3 separate regions of the Mus musculus genome follow, and regions 2 and 3 are each linked to region 1. A link is a contact called in ENCODE POLR2A ChIA-PET data. All regions are on one chromosome and are shown on one strand. Each heading gives the region's core, a stretch centred on a gene start or an enhancer-like site at or near the end of the contact. The rest is flanking DNA. Distances are from core to core; before and after follow the strand shown. Region 1 holds the start of Pkd1 (polycystin 1, transient receptor poteintial channel interacting). Region 2 holds the start of Eci1 (enoyl-Coenzyme A delta isomerase 1). Region 3 holds the start of E4f1 (E4F transcription factor 1).

The links. ChIA-PET counts read pairs that join two places held with the same protein, here RNA polymerase II (POLR2A).
Region 2: POLR2A ChIA-PET joins it to region 1 with 10 read pairs in embryonic stem cell. The contact joins the promoter of Eci1 here to the promoter of Pkd1 in region 1. POLR2A ChIA-PET finds 5 or more read pairs at or near these places in 3 of 5 experiments (Patski and embryonic stem cell).
Region 3: POLR2A ChIA-PET joins it to region 1 with 35 read pairs in embryonic stem cell. The contact joins the promoter of E4f1 here to the promoter of Pkd1 in region 1. POLR2A ChIA-PET finds 5 or more read pairs at or near these places in 3 of 5 experiments (Patski and embryonic stem cell).

Annotation. Positions count from the first base shown.
Region 1 is chr17:24,547,750-24,552,515 of GRCm38, reverse strand. Pkd1 (polycystin 1, transient receptor poteintial channel interacting) reads right to left here and starts at 2,566. Exons shown (of 46, transcript NM_013630.2): 1 at 2,039-2,566. The coding sequence starts at 2,253. It overlaps LOC115488769 (a long non-coding RNA gene), which reads right to left and starts at 2,032. Exons shown (of 2, transcript XR_003952238.1): 1 at 1-2,032.
Region 2 is chr17:24,424,249-24,429,014 of GRCm38, reverse strand. Eci1 (enoyl-Coenzyme A delta isomerase 1) reads right to left here and starts at 2,332. Exons shown (of 7, transcript NM_010023.4): 1 at 2,273-2,332; 2 at 2,076-2,162. The coding sequence starts at 2,312. Rnps1 (RNA binding protein with serine rich domain 1) reads right to left here. Exons shown (of 9, transcript NM_009070.2): 8 at 4,472-4,613; 9 at 3,117-3,929. The coding sequence ends at 3,830.
Region 3 is chr17:24,452,635-24,457,400 of GRCm38, reverse strand. It overlaps E4f1 (E4F transcription factor 1), which reads left to right and starts at 2,009. Exons shown (of 14, transcript NM_001301784.1): 1 at 2,009-2,266. The coding sequence starts at 2,113.

The DNA.
Region 1 (4,766 bases), core at 1,317-3,816:
AGCTGTCCTGCTACCAGACATAGCCGTCCTGCCAAAGAGCCACACACATACAGAGGGGTCTGATAATCAGAAAGAAGGCAATGTTCCTTGGGCACCTAAGCACTAGCCTAAGGTTGCTGTCTGTGTCCTTGGTCCTCAGAGAAAACCATCTATCTGATCTGCAGTAGTCTACAGAATGGACAACCTACTGGACACAAACTGACCTTGAGAAGCAGTAGGGGGAACTCAACACCTGTCCCTGAGGCCTCAGCCGGTTAAGTCTCTTAGAAGCAGTGTTGGAGGTAGAAATAAAAATGTGAATTCTTTACCCATCTGTCCACACATGAGGTCTATCAGATGTCTCTTCCCACAATGTGAGGGGCTAATATCTTGAGAACCGTATGAAGTCAGTCAAGCTATTAGCTCTCAGAAAACCCCTTGTACCAAACCCAGGGCAACCGCTCAAGCTTCACTGCCGAGCAGAGCCCACAGACTTGTAGGCTCTCATCTTTCATTCCCTAGACAGCTCCTGGGAGGTCAGCAGAGGGTGAAGAAGGAGCCAACAGGAGCTGGACCTGACTCCTACAGATACCAGGTAGCAGAGAGAAAGAAGTGCCCTCATTCATAGCATCCATAAATCTGGATCAGATGCAATTCTGTGGATCCTATTAGATAGCAAAAGGGGATCCATCTCCAGAGACAGCTGCACCACAAATGCTACAGTGGTCAAGGAACACAATCATAGGAACCCAAATCTCAGCTCCATACTAGGGTGAAGTCACCAAGCCCATTATAAAAACCAGTGAAAGGGACCATTTCTACTTTAACAAGTTCCTGAGGGAATTGCAGCAAGAACTACTGTGGCTGAAGTGCCCAGGAAGTCTAAGAGGTTGGAATCAGCCGGGCAGTGGTGGTGCACACCTTTAATCCCAGCACTCGGGAGGCAAAGGCAGGCGGATTTCTGAGTTCCAGGACAGCCTGGATTACAGAGTGAGCTCCAGGACAGCCAGGGCTATACAGAGAAACCCTGTCTTGGGGGAAAAAAACAAAAACAAAACAAAACAAAACAAAAAAAAAACCGGTTGGAATCAGTTAATCCTGAGACAAATTACTGCAGTCTGCAATCTCCTCTTAACATTTTTGATCCAACCCTGGTTGCCAACACTGCAAAGGTCCAAACCTAAGCTATGATGTCTAGGCTGTGATACCTTGAAAATACATCGCATCTCCAAGCTTCTTTCCTCACCTGTAAAACAGAGGTCTGGCTCTACGCCAGAGAACTGGACTAAGAATTAAGTGTGATAATCTATAAAAAGAGACTAGTTAAGCCTGGTTCAAGATGTTGATCTCTCAGTGAGATTTGCCTGTTACTTTCAGAAGGCAAAACTGCCGAAATGGCAAATGTTTTAACCCCTCCTGGCAATTTCCCCTCCCTAAGTACCACTAGAGGCCCACATCCATCACACCCTCTACTCCCTAACACTTCTCCAGCAGTCACTATGTGTGGCCAACCTCAGGCCAGGCCGCTGGACCAACCTTTTGTCCCTTAAACATAGTCAATTCTTACACATCCATAAAATTCTTGTCGAGACTCTTCCCCTAGAGGCCAGCTCTGAGCCCCAACAGAAATCTCCAACCCCAGGATACACCTCAATTAGTCTCTAATTAACGTTTATTCCGCAACCTCCTACCACGCCCCACGCACTGTTGTAGCTCCTGTTTGAGGAGCCCCGCAACGTAAAACGTCAGTCTTCGTAGGAACTGGGATTTTTGGCTACTCTTCTGGGTCACGCCGGCTGAGGTCCAAGGTTTTCCTTATTTAGTCGGGCCGACATCCCTGCTGGAGCCTCGCCCTAGGAGCGGCCAGGCCCCGCTGCGTCTTGCGGCCCGAGCTCAGGACCGCGCCCACGCTCTGCGGCCGACAGCCCGGCAAAGCTCCAGAAGGGCTCTATCTACCTCAGCCCTGCTCCCGCCGGACCCAGTCATGATGCTCTAGCCAGGCCGCCCGCCGCCATGGCAACCGCCTGCCCGCCTGCACTGCCTCGGCGCAGCTACTCACAGCGCGGTGGCGTCAGCCGGGATGCGCAGACTCGGCCCTAGCGTCTGCAGCCAGCGGCCGGAGCAATTGACGCGGCAGGCGGCGTCGGGCGCAGGGCCGCAAAAGCAGGGGAGCGGGCAAGGCCCGCAGCCGCGCCCAGGGTCTCCGGCCAGCGCTCCGAGCCACAGGCCCAGGCCTAGGGCCAGCGCCAGGAGAGCAGGCGCGCCGAGCGGCATCGTCAGCGCAGCCCGCGCATGGCCCCGGTTCCCCGAGGCCCCTTGCGCCGGCAGCCGCAGTTCAGGAGGGGCCCGCGGACCTCATGGTGCGGCACGGGGCTGAATGCCGCGGCGGCCGTGGCCCGTCTGCGGTGCGACAGCTGCTCAGCGCTCTGGGGCAGGCCGCACCTCAGGGCCTTGGCCGCCTGCTCGCGCATTCGCGCTGCACTGCAGACCCAGCGCCAGCTCCTCCTCCTCCCCCACCTCCGGCGTGGGGCGGGGCGCCCTCAGACTCCGCCCCTGCGCTTCCAAGTTGGCTGTAGGTGGGACTGGATGAAGAGAAGGCCTTCACAGGCTCCGCCCTCTTCATTGCAGATCCTGCAGTAGGCGGGGCCTGAAGGAAGGGCGCCCTCAGAGGCTCCGCCCAGTGAGCGTGAGCCTTGGTGGGCGGGGTCTCACGGGAGGGGAGTCCTCCGGAGGCCCCGCCTTCTGCACCGCTGGGTCTGCTGCAGACCAGGCTTGAAGGTGGAGGAAGCTCCGCCCCCTCTGCTGCGGCGTTTCGAGCCCCGAGTCAGGCTGCGGTTTGAGCAGCTGCCCGCTTAGGCTGTCCCCTACCCACAACGGCTGGAGAGCTTATGGCTATTCACCCTGCTTTCCCGAGTTCCCCCTTGAAGTCCTCTGGCTGTTGAGGCCTTCTTGGAGTCAGTAGGTTTCTTCGCTCCTAGCCTTCTGCAATCAACAGTCACAATATTAAAAACACTAGTAGGTGCAGAAGAGAGGGCTCAGCACTGGGTGGTGGTGGCAAAGACTTTAATCCCAATACTCGGGTGGCAGAGGCAGGTGGATCTCTGAGTTCAGAGCCCAGCTTGGTCTACAGAGTGAGTTCCAGGACAGCTAGGGATATACCGAGAAACCCTGTGGAGGTGGGGGGTCGGTTAGCGGATAAAGGAAGCCTAATCAGCTGAGTCCTCTCCCGAAATCCACGTACACAAATCCAACTTATACAAAGTTGTCCTCTGGCCGCAACACCCTGGCCATAGCATGCGCTCTACACTGATAATAAATTAAAAAAACAAAACAAAACAAAAAACCCTGCGACCTACAGTTTCTGGGTGCCAGCTGTGCGAGCTTCCACTTCGCAAGTCTTCTCTGACCCTGGAGAGTACCGCCGACCTGAGTCAATAAATACTTGCTGCGTCATATCATGGACCTCTGCCAGAGCATGCTGCAGAGGCTCAGAAGTGATGCATGAGATTGAGCTCACCTGGAGTGGGTGCAGTTTAGCGCCGTGCCCTCCACCACTCCGCGCAGACCACCCTGCGGAGGTGCTGGGGAGACGCTGTACCACCCGCCCACCCGCCAAGCAGCTCCATCTCAGGCTTCAGTCTCCAGGTACTGTAGATCCTTGTGCGCAGGAGCTAAAGACAAAATTAAATTGAGAGAAAAGACTCCAACCATAGCACCGGGGAGTAATCCTTGAAAAAAATGTTTAGACGTCCAAATACCAAGAACTACACAGGAAATATTCAAAAAGGGAAAGAAAAATTAAATTAAAAAGGGAGAGAAAAGTCCACAAAGACAGGAAGTTGATGAGTGCCTTGAGACTGGAGGAAAGGGGTGGGACGTTCTTTGGGGCCAATAAGCATGTTTGTTCCGTAATTAGACGAGTGAATGAACAGCCTTATTAAATATATTGAAACGCACAGAAGCCGGGTGAGGTGGCACACGCCTTTAATCCCAGTACTCAGGAGGCAGGGGCAGGCAGATTTCTGAGTCCAAGGCCAGCCTGGTCTACAGAGTGAGTTCCAGGAAAGCCAGGGCTACACAGAGAAACCCTGTCTCGAAAAACAAACAAACAAACAAAACCAACTCACAGAGCATGCATGGTAGCATGCGCTTCTCAGGCCAGTACTCTAGAGTGAGAGGTTCCTAAAAGCTCCTGACCAGACTACTTAATTAATTTCTCACAGGACTTCCAAGGACACCCTTTTAACCTCTCTCAGCTCCTTCATGGATGAGAATAACAAATACCCATACAAAAAACATAACTTTTTTTTTAATTTTCTGAGGCAGGGTTTGACTGTATAGTGGTCCTGGATGTCCTACAACTCATTCTGTAGACCAGGCTGGCCTTAAACTCACAGAGATCATCTACCTACCTCTGCCTCCTGAGAGCTGGGATTAATGAGTAGTGACACCAGGCTTGGCTTAAATATTCTTAAAAACAATACTAGATATCACGCTTGGGGAATCGTATCTCAATTTTATGTTAGTATGTGTGTGCATGTGTGTGTTCATGCATGCAGGTTCGGACAACATCTCACTAGATAGCCCTAGCTGGCCTGGAGCTCAGATATGAACCTGCTTTTGCCTCCAGATTAAAGGCATGCTCTCCCCCACATCTAACTCATTTGGGGTTTTTTGTTTTGTTGTATTTTTCTCACACTGTAGCCCAGGCTCGGCCTCAGACTTAAGACAATTCCTGCCTCAGCCTCCTGAATGTTGGGGTTACAGGTTTAAACCATCATATCTGA
Region 2 (4,766 bases), core at 1,083-3,582, 120 kb after region 1:
CTCAGAAAGAGACTATTTCTGTGCTAGCAATGTTCACAGTCTTTAGGGTGTTTATGTGCTGGGGACTTAAAAGTGTGAGCTAGAAGAAGCTGGAGAGATGGCTTAGTGGTTAAGAATACTGGTTGCTTTTCTAGAGGACCTGGGTTTGATTCCTAACACCTACATAGCAGCTCATAACTGTAACTCCAGTTCCAGGGGATTTTTTTTTTAAGTTTTCTTTTTAAGAATTATTTATTTAAAAAAAAAAAAAAAAAGCCGGGCGGTGGTGATGCACACCTTTAATCCCAGCACTTGGGAGACAGAGGCAGGTGGATTTCTGAGTTCGAGGCCAGCCTGGTCTACAAAGTGAGTTCCAGGACAGCCAGGGCTACACAGAGAAACCCTGTCTCGGAATAAAAAAAAAAAAAAAAAAAAGAAAAGGAAAAAAAAAGAAACACACACACATACACACAGACAGACAGAGAGAATTATTTATTTATTTTATGTATATGAGTACACTGTAGCTGCCTTCTGACACACCAGAAGAGGGCATTGGAACCCATTACAGATGGTTGTGAGCCACCATGTGGTTTCTGGGAATTGAACTCAGGATCTCTGGAAGAGCAGTCAGTGCTCTTAACCTCTGAGCCATCTCTCCAGCCCTTCAGGGGATTTTAACATCCTATTTTTGGCCTCCACAGGCCAAAACATACAGGAAGGCAAAAACAAACAAACACCAAAAATCCTCCAAACCCACGTACATAAATAAAATAAATTAAAAAAAAAAAAGAAAAAAGTAAAGTGTGACAAACACTTGTGATCACAGCTCTTGGGAGGTAGAGGCAGGTGGGTTAAGTCTCAGCCACACAGTTACATGAGTTCCAGGCCAGCCTGGGATAAATAAAATCCTGTCTCAAACAAAAAAAACCAACAAAAACCCCATAAGCTAAAGGGACATATGGACTTTTAAATTTTGCCTTTGAAATATAGGGACCATTGGCTCTACAAAACCAAAAAAAAAAATAAATAAAACCAGTTGCTATTTTACCTTTGCTTTTTCACTAGAGATACATAAGTTACGTACTTATTACTTAAAATTATATATAAAATATATAGGTAAATATATACATGTAAAAATATATGCCACTACCTTATTACTCTAAATTGTGATGACATCTACATGATAGTCTAAACATCTTGTCACCTTTAAGTGTATAATCCACTGACTTTGCCATGGTATAGTTTTTACTGCTACCTATTGTAGTATTTTTATTTATTTCCTTTTGTGGTACTGGGATTGAAGCCTGCAGGTCTGGCACTATTAAGGCACTTCTTTCTCTCTCCAGTGCACTCATATTCTATCACTCTGGGGGGGGGGGAATCCAGACTTTGCAGACTTTGACCTCCATGTCTAGGTTGAATGCTCCCTCCCCCTATAGACTGTGATCCTAAGCTCTAGCCCTAGCTCTGTCCTCCCCTCCCAGGTTTTTCTTCCATAAGTGCATTGTCACTGTCCTGGAAAATTACAATCTCCCCCTCTCCCCGCATCGTCACTTTAAAAAACAAAACAGCACAGGAAAAGCAGGCTCCAGCCGTAGCCCAGGTTGGCCTCAACTTCACCATCCTCCTGCCTCTGCTTGTGAGGGGAGGTGCTTCCTTCTGTTGTGGGCAGGGAGCGACCCAACATTAACTAGGAAAATGTTGCTGTGCCACATTCCAGTATTAGGAAAATATTCAAAAACGCTCCCAATCATTTTTGTGAGATTTTTGAGACACTGTCTCACGTGGCTCAGACTGGCTTCAGCTGAGTTTACAAGCATGAGCCACCGCCGCAAGCTATAATCATTCTTAACTAATAGTTTAAGTAACAGACCATAACTTTAGGAACTTTAACCAAAGCTTTAAAAACTCACCCATTCTGTCATTTAAACCGCCCGGTATGAACTTAGGTTTTAATCAGAATCTGAGTTTATGTGAGCTTATGCTCACTCCCTGCTTTTGGGAATTCCAAGAGCTCATCGTCAGCCCGACCTCACAGACCGTGTGGGCTCGGAGCCCGAGGACATGAACGAGATGTGGCCCTCCCTCCCTCTCACCTGCCGGGCCCTCCGTCTCCACCAGCACCCGCTTGTTAGCGAAGCGCCGCGCGCCGTCCACCGCTTCCCTGCGCCCGAGGCGGGATCCTGCAGACAGCCCGGAGCACGTTAGCAAGCACGCCCAGACTCTCGCCACCGCCGCCCGCGCACCCAGCCCTGTGAGGCCCTGCACCAGCGCTCTCGCCCGGGCCACGCACCCGCGTGCAGCAGAAGGCGACGCGCAGCAGCCAGCGCCATCTTGGATATCAGTGGGGACTACAGAGCCAGCGGCTTCGCTTCCAGCCCGGCCTTGCAGACTCCTCCTCTCCGGCCGGCCCCGCCCCACAAGGCCAAGGTTAGCCAGTCCGCAGCGTCCAGAGGACTGGGTTTCCCCTGTGCCAGTTAGGGCAGGGTGTGTGTCCAAGAGTGCTTTCATTCTGCTGGGGCGAGCTGCCAGAGCTCAGAGGCACTTGCAGAGCTGGGATTAGGACCATAAATCAAGGCTGGCACCGTAGTGAAAAACAGACGGCCTTGCCAGCACAGGGGTGACTGGGAGGCTTTACCTAGGCTATTTGCCCCAAATAGTGCATTTTTATTTGACTCAATACTCAAGGGGCACAAACACAAGAAGTCTTCCTTTTATTCTTTTTTTTTTTTTTTTTTTGGTTTTTTGAGACAGGGTTTCTGTGTAGTCCTGGCTGTCCTGGAACTCACTCTGTAGAGCAGGCTGATCTTGAACTCAGAAATCTGCCTGCCTCTGCCTCCCAAGTGCTGGGATCAAAGGCGTGCGCCACCACGCCGGGCTGAAGTCTTCCTTCTTGGTTAAGACTTTTCTTCTGTGGTGCACCAGTATGAGACAGAAGAGAGAACTGTCCCTCCCAGTTTTCCTGCGGCGGCAGCATCTCAGGCAGAGTCAGCTTCTGAGCCCCAGGCCGTCTCACCACCTGTCCTCCTGGCTTTTAGAAATGCCACTTTGGGGATTAAACTCAAAGTGAGTTCTTAGTTGAGTCATACAAATTATGACTCTTCTGGACTAAGACAGACAGTAAAACCAGCACTCAATTTGCATTCTAATCCTAGGTTTTATTCAACAGTCCTTTCACTCTACACAAGTACAAACACAACCTTATCTAAAATGCTACAAAGTTATAAAACTCAAAACAAATTTTATAGTACTGACTGTACAATAAAAGCAAAAAGGGGCAATGTACACACTGCCAAGGTTAACCTGCAACATCACCATGAATGGCAGGTGACAACGGGGTGGGGTAGGTTTCATGAGGACCCTGTAGAACTGGCTCACAAATTCTAGAAAGTAACAGAGACACGGGGACAGAAAGGTAACCATTTGTGGAGGAATCCTTCAAAGGTTTTAGCCCTCTAAGTTGAAGCGTACTCAGCAGGGCATGGTCGGCCGAACAGAAGAGCAGTGTGGTCCTTTGCACAGGTGTGGCACAGCGGGGGCTAGACCAGGCTGTCTGGTTCTGGGTCATCTGTGGAAATCCGTGTGCTGCCATAGGTTCCAGCTGGCTCTGCTACCAGCCTATCAAGAACTGAAGGGATGAACTTTCTAGCCAGAAAACTACAGGGCACCTCTATGGGAGCAGCCGTGAACCAACAGTAGCTCTACAAGCCAGAACCCTTCTGTAGAGGAGATATCTCAACTGCTGTACCCAGTAAGGGATCCTTCTCTACAGACCCTCACTTGGCTAGAGAAAAGGACAAAACAGAGTCTGGGGAACATAAGTTACAGAGGTACGAATCAATGTCCCTGCTTATCGGGAGGAGTTGGAGCTGGATCGGCTCCTGTGGCGGCGGCGGCCAGGAGAGCGAGACCTCCTACGCACAGGGGACCTGCGTCTTGGGGATCGAGACCTGTGGGAAGAGAAGCCTGGTCAGCCAAGAGTGCAATATTCAAACAGCACAGCTATGGGACAGACTGGCCTTTCTAAGACAATTCTTTTTCTGTTCACAACCCCAAACGGTGGCTTCTGCTATGTCTCACCCGAAAGCCCCCCCCCCGCCCCCTTCTGGTTTTTCGAGACAGGGTTTCTCTGTATATAGCAGGCTATTCTGGAACTAGATCCACAGACCAGGCTGGCCTCGAACTCCCAGAGATCTGCCTGCCTCTGCCTCCCAGGTGCTAGAGTTAAATGCGTATGCCACCCTGCCTGAAAGACAGAGGGTCTCTTGGGACCCACGACAGCACAGACTCTTGAACTGGTTCCTTGGAAGGGACTCACCTGCTTGTCAACACCACAGATTTTGACTGTCCTTTCTCTGGCCAACTCCCAGTACCACATGCTGACCTGCTTTCTACATCCAACCCCAAAGGACTAAAAGTTACCACAGCCATTTAGGTTTATAAAACCTACAAAGCAGCAAGCTGGCTTAAGGACAATTCCCAATTGACTCACCTTCTCCTCATCCGTGGGGGTGACCTACGCCACATGGGAGGTGGTGGAAGCATCCTCCTAGGGGGGCTGAATCGCCGAGGTGGTGGCCGAGGCCAGGGTGCCAACACAGCAGTAGCAGTGATCTCTTGGCCATCAATTTGTCCTGTAGAAAACAGGAACAAAACCATAAAATTTCTGACTAACATATAACATAGCTCACTTGTGGTGTGGCAGTATATGCCTGAAATCCCAGCATTCAGGAGGTAGAGGCAGGGGAGGACCCTTAATTAGCTTAGGCAACATGTACTAGCTCAAA
Region 3 (4,766 bases), core at 760-3,259, 95 kb after region 1:
ACTGACTGCTCTTCTGAAGGTCCTGAGTTCAAATTCTAGCAACCACATGGTGACTCACAACCACCTCTAATGAGATCTGATGCCCTCTTCTGGTGTGTCTGAAGTCAGCTACAGTGTACTTACATATAATAAATAAATAAATAAATAAATAAATAAATAAATAAATAAATAAATAAATCAATCAATCTTTGGGCCAGAGCAAGTGGGGCCAGAGTGAGAAGGAAAATAAAGAAATAAAAATAAATAAAAGGGACTTGGAAACAATACAAAAATATAAAAGCAAATTATACAAGAATGTTCAGAGCAACACTTTATATTAGCCAAAATGATAGATACAAGTTGACTGTAAATGAAATATAAATGCATTGTTTATACGATGCATTTCAATATTATTCAATAACTCACTTTCTGTTTCTCTCTCTTCTCCCCCTTCTCTTATGTCTTAGGCTGGCTTTGAACTCCCTATTTAGCTAAGGATCATCCCCCAAATGTTGGGATTAACCTGAGATACTCTGTTCATTTTTTATTTTATTTTATTCATTTTGTGCTTGATAGGTGAGCTGGCTACCAAAATGAGCTACAGTCAGTACAGGTTTTGATGATGAAAATGTTCTAGAACTAAGTCAGGCATATTCCCAGCACCAAGTTACCGGGGCCACCGAGTTACTGGCCACAGGGAGCTACAAAGCCAGACCCTGTCTCAAATCGACCAATGAACCAATCAGTTAACCAATTTTGGTGATAAGCGCTCAACTCAGTCGGTGTACTAAATGTCACAAATGGTCACTTTTATGTATACTTTTCAATACTTTTCATATACCGAATAAAAGTCTTGGGGCTGGCTCGCTGGCTCAGTGGGTAAGAGCACTGACTGTTCTGAAGGTCCTGAGTTCAAATCCCAGCAACCACATGGTGGCTCACAACCACCTGTAATGAGATCTGACGCCCTCTTTTGTTGTGTCTGAAGACAGCTACAGTGTACTTATAATAAATAATCTTTGGGCCAGAGTGAGTACAGACTGAATGAGCGAGGTTGACTAGAGCAAGCAGAGGTCCTAAATTCAATATCCAACAACCACATGAAGGCTCACAACCATCTGTACAGCTACAGTGTACTCCTATACATAAAATAAATCTTTACAAAAAAAGTCTTTGGAAAGGAGCACTCGAACTATCTCCAAATGGAGTTCTTTCTCATGCCCAGGAAATTCTGACATTGCAACCCAGGTCTGAGTCCAGGATTCTATATTGGGTAGCAACCCTAAAGAGTTCAGATTCTCTGGGCGGCTAAGAACACATTGGCTGTGTATCTAGGTTCATTTCCCAACACCTACATGTAACTTCATCTGTAATTCCAGTTCCAGGTCAGACACCCTCTTCTGGGCCCCACGGGCGCTAGGCATGCACGTGGTGCACAGACATGTATGCAGACAAACCATACTACATTAAAAAAACAAAACAAAAAAGTGAGAGAAGGGGTTGGAGAGATGGCTCAGCGGTTAAGAACACTGACTGCTCTTTTGAAGGTCCTGAGTTCAAATTCCAGCAACCACATGGTGGCTCACAACCACCTGTAAAGAGATCTGACGCCCTCTTCTGATGCGTCTGAAGATAGCTACAGTGTACTTAATGAATAAATCTTTAGGCCTGAGCGAGCAGGGACTGAGCAAGTGGAGTTGACCTGAGCAAGTGGGGCAACCAGAGCAACCGGAGCAAGCAGAGGTCCTAAAAATTCAATTCCCAACAACCATATGAAGGCTCACAACCAGCTGTACATGTACTCATATACATAAAGTAAATAAATCTTTTTTTAAAAAAGTGAGAGAAAGGGAGAGTTCTTACTCCACGGATAGTTCACTTTGGACCAAGTCCTGCCAATTTAACACAAGCCACGCCCACTTCCGCCCTGATGTCTGGCGCTGATGGCTCTCAAAGAGCCAAGCTCCACCTCTACTGACGCGCTAGACCGCAACCCATAGCCCCGCCTTTTTGCCTGTCCGTCAAATTCGTTTTTGTCCCGCCCCCTGCCTGTCGGACACGCAGCCCTCGGTGCGGCCCGTTGTTATGACGACATGGTCGTAAATCCGCCATCTTCCTGTGGCGCGTTGCGACATGGAGGGCGCGATGGCAGTGCGGGTGACGGCCGCTCATACGGCAGAAGCCCGGGCCGAAGCCGGGCGTGAAGCGGGCGAGGGCGGGGTTGCGGCGGCGGCGGCCTTGTCCTCCGGCGGCTTCCTTGGGCTCCCAGCGCCCTTCAGCGAGGAAGGTAACGAGCCTACCGAAGCCTGGTGCGGCCGGGGTGCGGGCGGCTCTGTCCGGGCTGCGGTGTACGGTCTCGCCCGGATCCTGGCTACTCGAGTGTCTGTAAACCTTCACAACTCTCACAGGTTTCCCTTCGGACTGCCTCTAACCCGTTGGGCCAGATGCAGAGGCTCACAGGGAGCCCATTTCTCCAGCCCCTTGGGGTCGATCTGGCCAAACAAACATCGCTCGCTCCTCTTCAGCGCCCATCAGCCCTAGCTTCTGCTTCTCCTCTGCCACTCGGGCCTTAGTTCGGGCGGAGCTGGAGACTGGAGGCGGGGCCGCTCTGTCAGACAGGGATTAGGGACCTGACCTGGGGAGGCGGCACCGCCCCACTGAGGACCTGGGCCTTCCCTACGGGGTGGAGCAACGCTTCCAAGAATGTGCGGAACACCCCCCGCTCAATCCGACTTGTACCATTACTTAAACCAAGCTCGAAAGGCGAACTATCATTACTACTATTCACTTCAGAGATGGAGATAATTGAGGTTCAAGGTCGTCCATCTGGTTCCTGTCAAGGATCAGATTGGAGCCGGGGCTGTAACTCCTCTCTTAAACCCTTTAATTTTTCCTAGGAGTATGGCAAAGAGTTAAAATCGTGTCTGTATGCCGAGGGCTGTGTTGGCACCAAGGATTACGTCTCTAGGTGCTGATATTTTTTAGAGGTGGTTTGGGTATCTCCTGTGCATTAGTTCCACGGAGCTGTAGATTTGATCAGACAGGAAGTGGTTTGACAAGTATTACTGGTATATTGCTGCTCTTTGTCATGAAAGAACTCAGTCCCACTGTAATTTTTTTTTCCCTTATTTCAGCTTGGAGAGAGTCAGTTACCGTCTCAGGGAACTCTTTGGAGTTTCTAGGTTTTTTGTTTGTTTGTTTGTTTGTTTGTTTGTTTGAGACAGTGTTTGTATAGTTCTGGCTGTCCTGGAACTCACTCTGTAGACCAGGTTGGCCTCGAACTCAAAAATCTGCTTGCCTCTGCTTCCCAAGTGCTGGGATTAAAGGCATGAGCCACCACTATCCAGCTGAGTTCCTGGTTTTTGTTTTTGTTTTTTAAAGACAGGGTCTCACTATGTAGATTTGGCTGGCCTTGAACTCACAGAGATGGTCCTGACTCAGTCTCCCCATTGCTGGGATAAAGGCATATGCTTGTAGGTTCTTGGGTCTACTTATGACATTGGTTCTCAGACTTCCTAATACTTCCATCCTTTAATACAGTTCCTTATATTCTGGAACTCCCAACCGGAAAGTTGTTTTGTTGCTACTTCATAACCGCAAGTTTGCTACTGTGCTGATTTGTAATGTAGATATTTGGTAGCAACCCCAAGGGGTCGGGACCCACCTGTTGAGAACCTCTGGTTTATGGTCTTAGTGTGAAATGGGATAGGTGTGTCCTTTTCTGGGTCAGGGACTCTTTGAGTATCAACATTTTGGTGCTGAGTCAGACTCTAAATGAGTGGGGTGGGAGGGGTAAGGCTCTTCGGTGTTTAGTTTGTGTGAGCAGAGTGGAGGGCACCACCCTCTTTCAGGTGGCCTATGGGCCAGTCATAGCTTGGGTTTGACCTTTTATTTGATCATTAATTTGTCATTGACTCCTCCTTGTCCCAGGCTGGGTTTGACTTTGATGTGGGACTGACTATAAGACAGTGGAAACAAGACAGACTGTTTTGGAAGCTTGAGTCTGGCTGGCTCAGCTCAGTGACCTTGAACCCTAGTAATCTCTCTAGGATAAACTAAGTCATCTCTTTCCCCAGGATGCTGGCATGATTTGGTTAAATTCTTAAGTGCTAAGTTGGAAGGATGGCTCAGTAGCTAAGAGTACTTGTTGCAGCTGAGCTATGGTGGTGCATGCCTTTAATCCCAGCACTTGGGAGGCAGAGGCAGGTGGATTTCTGAGTTTGTGGCCAGTCTGGTCTATAGAGTGAGTTCCAGGACAGCCAGGGCTACACAGAGAAACCCTGTCTCAAAAAGAAAAAAAAGTACTTGTTGCTCTTGCAGAGGACCTGGGTTCAATTCTTAGCACTTATACAGTAGTTAACAAATGTAAATGTTTGTAACTCCAATTCCAGGTGATCTGATACCTTCTTTTGTTCTTTGTGGGCACCAGCCACACATATAGTGTACCGACATACATGCAGGCAAAACACCAACACATGAAGTAAAAATAGATAACTCTTAAAGCAAAAGGGGGAGAGGGCAGGAGTGGTGGTGCACACCAGCACTGAGGAGGCAGAGGCAGAGGCAGGCACATCTGAGTTCAAGCCATCCTGGTTCTAAGTAGTGAATTTCAGGACAGCTGTGGCCATGTAGAGCTATGTGTATGAGTTATGTGGGTGCTGGGGATTGAACCTGGGTCCTCAGGAAGCGCAGCCAGTTCTCTTAACCACTAAGCCACTAAGCCAGCTCCCAAAAACAATTATTTTTGTTTTGTTTTTCGAGACATGGTTTCTCTGTATAGCCCTGGC